Linked DNA regions of Homo sapiens: region 1 is linked to region 2. Evidence: chromatin loops called from intact Hi-C (ENCODE). Cell type or tissue: chondrocyte. All regions are shown on one strand. Each heading gives the region's core, and the rest is flanking DNA. Links, peaks and the distances in the headings are about the cores only. Region 1 holds the start of FUNDC2 (FUN14 domain containing 2). Region 2 holds the start of VAMP7 (vesicle associated membrane protein 7).

Region 1 (2,910 bases), core at 146-2,645, 850 kb before region 2:
ATAGAAGCACTTTTTAAGGAATAGCATTCCCTGGCCCAAGGGCTTAGTTGATTGAAAATTTTATCTATTATTGCTAAATTTTAAATCAAAATATGGCCGGGCACGGTGGCTCACACCTGTAATCCCAGCACTTTGGGAGGCTGAGGCGGGCAGATCACGAGGTCAGGAGATCTAGACCATCCTAGCTAACAAGATGAAACTCCTCCTCTACTAAAAATACAAAAAATTAGCCGGGCATGGTGGCACGTGCCTGTAGTCCCAGCTACTTGGGAGGCTGAGGCAGGAGAATCGCTTGAACCCGGGAGGTGGAGCTTGCAGTGAGCCGAGATCGCGCCACTGCACTCCAGCCTGGGCAACAAGAGCGAGACTCTGTCTCAAAAATAAAATAAATAAATAAATAAATAAATAATCAAAATAGACCCCATTACCAAATTTTCATGTTTTCAAGGATTCTCTAAAACCTACAATATTATCAATTACATATTCACAAATAATTACTGAATACAATATGGTATGTGGTAAAGTACAAAGGAGTACTGTGGCCATTTGTGATAAATAGAAATCAAATTGGAAATCTTCATAGATAACGTATTTTTTCTTTTTTTTTTGGAGACGCAGTCTCACTCTGTCGCCCAGGCTGGAGTGCAGTGTCGCGATCTCGGCTCACTGCAAGCTCCGCCTCCCGGGTTCACGCCATTCTCCTGCCTCAGCCTCCCGAGTAGCTGGGACTACAGGCGGCCGCCACCATGCCCGGCTAATTTTTTGTATTTTTAGTAGAGACGGGGTTTCACCATGTTAGCCAGGATGGCCTCGATCTCCTGACCGCGTGATCCGCCCGCCTCGGCCTCCGAAACTGCTGAAATTACAGGCGTGAGCCACCGCGCCCGGCCAGATAAGGTATATTTTTATTCCTTTTATTTTTACTCAACTCCTATGGTGCCACAAAATCCTATATTAAGCAGTATAATTGAAAAGAAAAAGAAAACAATAGCACAATGATTATAAAGAAAATAGCCTGAGTTAACTTCATTTGTGTCACTCCTAAAGCAGTGGATCAGATGTCAATGTTTATTATCATTCACTAATTACATTTATGAATAATTTTTAAAAGTAAAGGAAAAGACTGGCTGTTTTAACTAACATAATAGAAACTGTTGCTGGATTTTCTGTTGAAGGTATATTTTGAAGTGAGTTTTATTAAGTATAACTCGCATGTAAAATTCAAAAGAAAAATTAAATACATAAATAAAATGTGTCTTCCTCCACTAAAAGAGTAGGACACATCGCAGAAGCCGATAAATATTTGTTCAATGTTTACATGAACAAACACGGTCACTCAGCCGTCTTTATTTTCAGTGAGTCATAGGTAAAATATTCTTCACCAGGCGAGGATTGAGTCGCAGTCGCGTCAGGAACTCGCCTCCAGGTACTGAGCGAGCGAGCCCCGACGGCCGCGGTGGGTGGAGGGGGGAAAGTGGGGGAGAGTGGGGCGGGAGTAGAGGGAGAGCGAGGGAGGGAGCCTCACCCCCGGGACGCTTTCTGCGCACGCGCATCTCGGTGCATCTGTTGGGCGGGACCGCGGGGCCTGTGACACCGCACGCTGAGCTCTGTGATGTAGCCGCTTGCGGAGACTGCAAGCAGCCGCGGCGCGCCCGGCCCTCCCTCTTCCGCTGCCGCCGTGGGAATGGAAACATCTGCCCCACGTGCCGGAAGCCAAGTGGTGGCGACAACTGCGCGCCACTCCGCGGCCTACCGCGCAGATCCTCTACGTGTGTCCTCGCGAGACAAGCTCACCGAAATGGCCGCGTCCAGTCAAGGTAAGGGCGGGCGCGCGCGCGGCCGGCGCCGCGGGGAGCCGCCTTCCTGGGCTCCGGAAGGGGAAGGGCTCCGCGCCCGCCAGTCGCGACCGAGCTCCCCGGGGAGTCCAAGCGGCGCGGGGACGGGGAGGGCGCTCGGGGATCGCCCCTGGCTCAGCCGCTCCCAGGGTCCGGCCAAGGTCACGCGCGTGTCTGGGGCCTAACCACCCTGGGGTGTCGTCTCCAGTGGAGCTCACCCAGCCTTCCGGCGCCGCCCCCGGCGCAGAAGCCCGAAGACATTCTGTCCCCGTTCTCGGAAGCGGTCTGGCTTCTTTGTCCCTTTGGACGTTCATCTCAAATGCCTCGTGGCGTCATTCTGTGTACAAGGCACCTCCCCAACTGCTTTATTGTTGGTTTTGAAAAACTAGCACATATGGGATGGTACTTAGGAATAGCCTTCTGTTTAGTCGGCATAGTCAAAGATTCCGTGTAATTCGCAGTGGAGCACGTCTTTAAGTTATGCGTCTTACCCTATTTTGAATGTTTAGGTTGTATTTAATTTAGTACTGACTCACGGGATCCCATTGCTAAACAGAGCCATCATTGAAAACTCAATCATATAAACGTAAAATTACGTAAATTATGTTAAAAACAAAGGCAGTGAAAATACTAAAAACTCATCACTTTTATTATTTACCATGTTTTATTGTTACTTTACTTTTGAGGTTATTTATACATCTATTGTATCTTTGTGGAGGAGATACTATACTATGGTGCTCTACTGTGCGTCTCTTCCCATCTCTGGGTTCAGTAGTTTCACAATTCAGTAATGTCATGCTCACGATGAATGAATACGCAATGGAAATTGGCTACACTACAAATCAGCCCTTGCCTAAAGCCGACTGTTAAGCATTTCACCAGCACGCCGCTAAATTTTAGATGACTCTGGGAAGGTGGAATGTGCAATGTGATAATTATGTATTTTCCTGCAGAGCAGACTGCTCTTATAGACTTTTATAAGAGCAGACTGCTCTTATAGACTTTTATAAGAGCAGACTGCTCTTATAGGTTGATCAGGTATTTGCACCTAGGAAATTGTTGTGAGAAATTTTGA
Region 2 (2,910 bases), core at 108-2,607:
AATGCGAACCTTTGCAAAGGGGAGATAAAGCAAGGGGAATGATTAAGATCACCAGGAAGAGTGTGAAGAGTAAGAAGAGAAGATGGCATAGGGCAGAACCCTATGGAATGTGAACATTTCTAAAGAAAATGAAGAGCTGCCACAGAGGTGGGAGGAGAACCAGCAGGGTGTAGTTCTTGGAAAGAGCTAACAGAATAAAGGGGTTCAAAAAGGAGGGAATAAGGGCCGTGTGTGGTGGCTCATGCCTGTAATCCCAATACTTTGGAAGACTGAGGCGGGTCGATTATGAGGTCAGGAGTTCGAGACCAGCCTGGCCAATATGGTGAAACCCCGTCTCTACTAAAAATATAAAAAATTAGCTGCCTGTGGTGGCGCACGCCTGTAGTCCCAACTGCTTGGGAGACTGAGGCAGGAGAATCGCTTGAACCCGGGAGACGGAGCTGGCAGTGAGCCGAGATCGCGGCACTGCACTCCAGCCTGGGCAACAGAGTGAGATTCCATCTCAAAAAAAAAAAAAAAAAAAAAAGGAATAATGAAACTAAAGTCCTGCAGAGTTGAAATACGGTAATGGCTTAAAAGTATCTATTTGTTTTAGCAACACTGTTGAGAATTCTGTCTGTAAAGGAGAGGTGAGAGAAAGACCACTAGCTTATCTGTGTTTGGTCTGTGTTTGATGAGGGGGCTTGGGGTATGGGGTTAAGAAAGGTGACTTTGGAATGTTTTAGATGAGAGAAATTTTGACAGCCTTTAAGTCCTGATAGTAAAGAGCGAGTTAGCAGAGAGCCGTTGAGGAGTCATGCAACGGAAGGGTTCATCAGAGGAGCTTGACTCTGAGTCGGCAACAGGGAATAGAGATGGAAGAGGGCTGGCTTAGATCAAAGGAGAGTAGTCGTTTATTATTATTATTATTGCAAAAAGAATAGGAGAAAGGATTGGTGAGGGGTACAAGAAAATTAGAAAATTTCATGGCGAAAGTAGAGGCAGTTCCTGTCAGATGAATTCTATTTTGTCTGTGAGGAAACGGGCGACGCTGCCTACTGAGACTAAGCAGGAGAGACGGGGCAAGCTTGGCTCTTCATTTATGCCGCCTACTCATTGCTGGTAGATTCTTTATCTAGCCTGCATCCTCTCATTTTCCTGGATCCCTATACGGCATTTGACGCTGTTTACCACAAGAGCTGTCGAACGAACGTGAAACACTCAGTGATACTCCAACCGGAACTACTACTCCCAGAATGCAGTACGGCTCCTGGGAAGTGCGGGGGGCTGGGAACGCAGCAGGCCTAGCCGTGTCGCCTGCTGCCATTGGAGGAGCGCTCCCACTCCCAAGAGGCCACGCGTAGACGGGGCGCTTCATGCGGAAGTCAGCGGCGTCCGGTCCCAGCCTCCTCTGGGAGCGGGCAGTTGGCGACCCTGCACTGACCCGCGTCCCTCCGTCCCGAGCCCGCGCGCCCTCAGAGGGTGCCCGGACAGGTAAATGGAGTGGGGTGCGCCTGCGGGAGGCGGGGAGAGAACTGCGGAGGGAGGGCGGAGGTGTCGATGGAAAGGTGCTGGGGTGGAGCGAGGAGGCAGTGCAGGGGTGACTTGGGCTTCTCTGGTGTCGACAGTTCCAGTTGTCGGGCAGGACCAGTTTTGGCGAGGTGCGTCTTATGCCACTGGAAAGGCCTCGAGTTAAAGAGTGTCAGAATGCGTCACTTAAGCTGTCATTACAGGAGGGAAAAAATGTTAACTTTCTCTCAGTTTGTATTCTACAAGACCTTTCTGTAGCATTTAAATCTCTTGAGATCGCCAGAGTCTTCTAAAAACTCTCTACGTCCTTGTTCGATGACGTCACTTTCTGCTTCACCTTCTACTTCTGGCTGTTTATGCTCCTTCGTGGGTTCCTAGCCCCTTATTCGCCCTTCCTCCACTGCTCAGTATTGACAGTCCCCTTCTTCCTCTGTTCAGGGACTGTATTTCTGCCTAGACCCGTTTCCTCAGCTTCAGACCTGTTTGGTGTTTTTATTAATGGCCAATGTTTATCAAATTCTGACTGCGTACTTTGGTAAATGCTTTACATCTCCGTCTCCCATAACTCTCACAACCAACCAACTGTCTTCATTTGGCCTCATTAATTGCTTTCAACTACCTGTATCTCCATTATCCCTCCCTTGATCCCAGAGGATACAGTCATGTTTAGGATATTAATTCCCTTTGAATACCTGTGGCTGAGAGCAGATCCATTCATACATTTAACAAATATTTATTGAACGGCTGGTATATGCTTGACACTCTTTTAAGTGCAGGGGATACAGCTGTAAACAAGACTTAGGAGGTTGCTACTCTCAGGAACTTACATGTTTGTGTCTAGAGGGGAAAACAGGAATAATCAGGATTATGTTATATATTGGTTAATGCAAAATAAAACAGGTGGTTGACTTGAAAGGATGGGATCCTATCCTAAGAAAGTCAGAGGTCAGGGCATCGTCCAGAAAGAATAGTTGTAATACCAACAGGAATAATCTTGATCTGTAACATGACTTTTCGTAAACACCTCTTCTTTTCCCCTGTCTAAGCAGTGTTTATTCTTCATTCTTCTATCTCCTCCAAGGTTATTGCATCAGAATTCATGGTTTATCTGTAGTTGGTTTATTCCTTCTAAGACCCAGAGAGAAGAGTGGGGGATTGGATTACTATTAGCTCAACTGCTTTATCTTACTTAGAAAGATAGTTTGGTTGTGAAAATATTATTCTTACCAGGTCCTTCTGAATATAAAGTTATCTACCATTTATAGTATATTTTAAAACCAAAATATGCTCAATGTTCACTCATTTATTCAACAGATATTTGAGGGAATATTAGATGGTAGGCACTGTGCTGAGCACTGGGAAAATAGGGTAAAATAGACACTTTGACCTCTCTTCCAAGGA

Evidence for each region. A loop is a pair of places that touch in the nucleus more often than their neighbours do. Peaks named below come from ENCODE experiments on the same cell type or tissue, not always from the same donor. Only the 100,000 strongest peaks of a DNase experiment are listed, where the experiment ranks them.
Region 1: a loop joins it to region 2, with 8 times the contacts of the local background. A loop is called at or near these places in 3 of 110 quality-filtered maps.

The regions. Positions count from the first base shown.
Region 1 is chrX:155,025,255-155,028,164 of GRCh38, forward strand. It overlaps FUNDC2 (FUN14 domain containing 2), which reads left to right and starts at 1,590. Exons shown (of 5, transcript NM_023934.4): 1 at 1,590-1,817. The coding sequence starts at 1,685. RefSeq lists silencers at 1,411-1,500, 1,771-2,090 and an enhancer at 2,268-2,910. In chondrocyte, for the core only: no CTCF peak of the experiment used is centred there; DNase peaks (open chromatin) are centred at 1,627 and 1,987.
Region 2 is chrX:155,879,976-155,882,885 of GRCh38, forward strand. VAMP7 (vesicle associated membrane protein 7) reads left to right here and starts at 1,370. Exons shown (of 8, transcript NM_005638.6): 1 at 1,370-1,473. In chondrocyte, for the core only: no CTCF peak of the experiment used is centred there; a DNase peak (open chromatin) is centred at 1,356.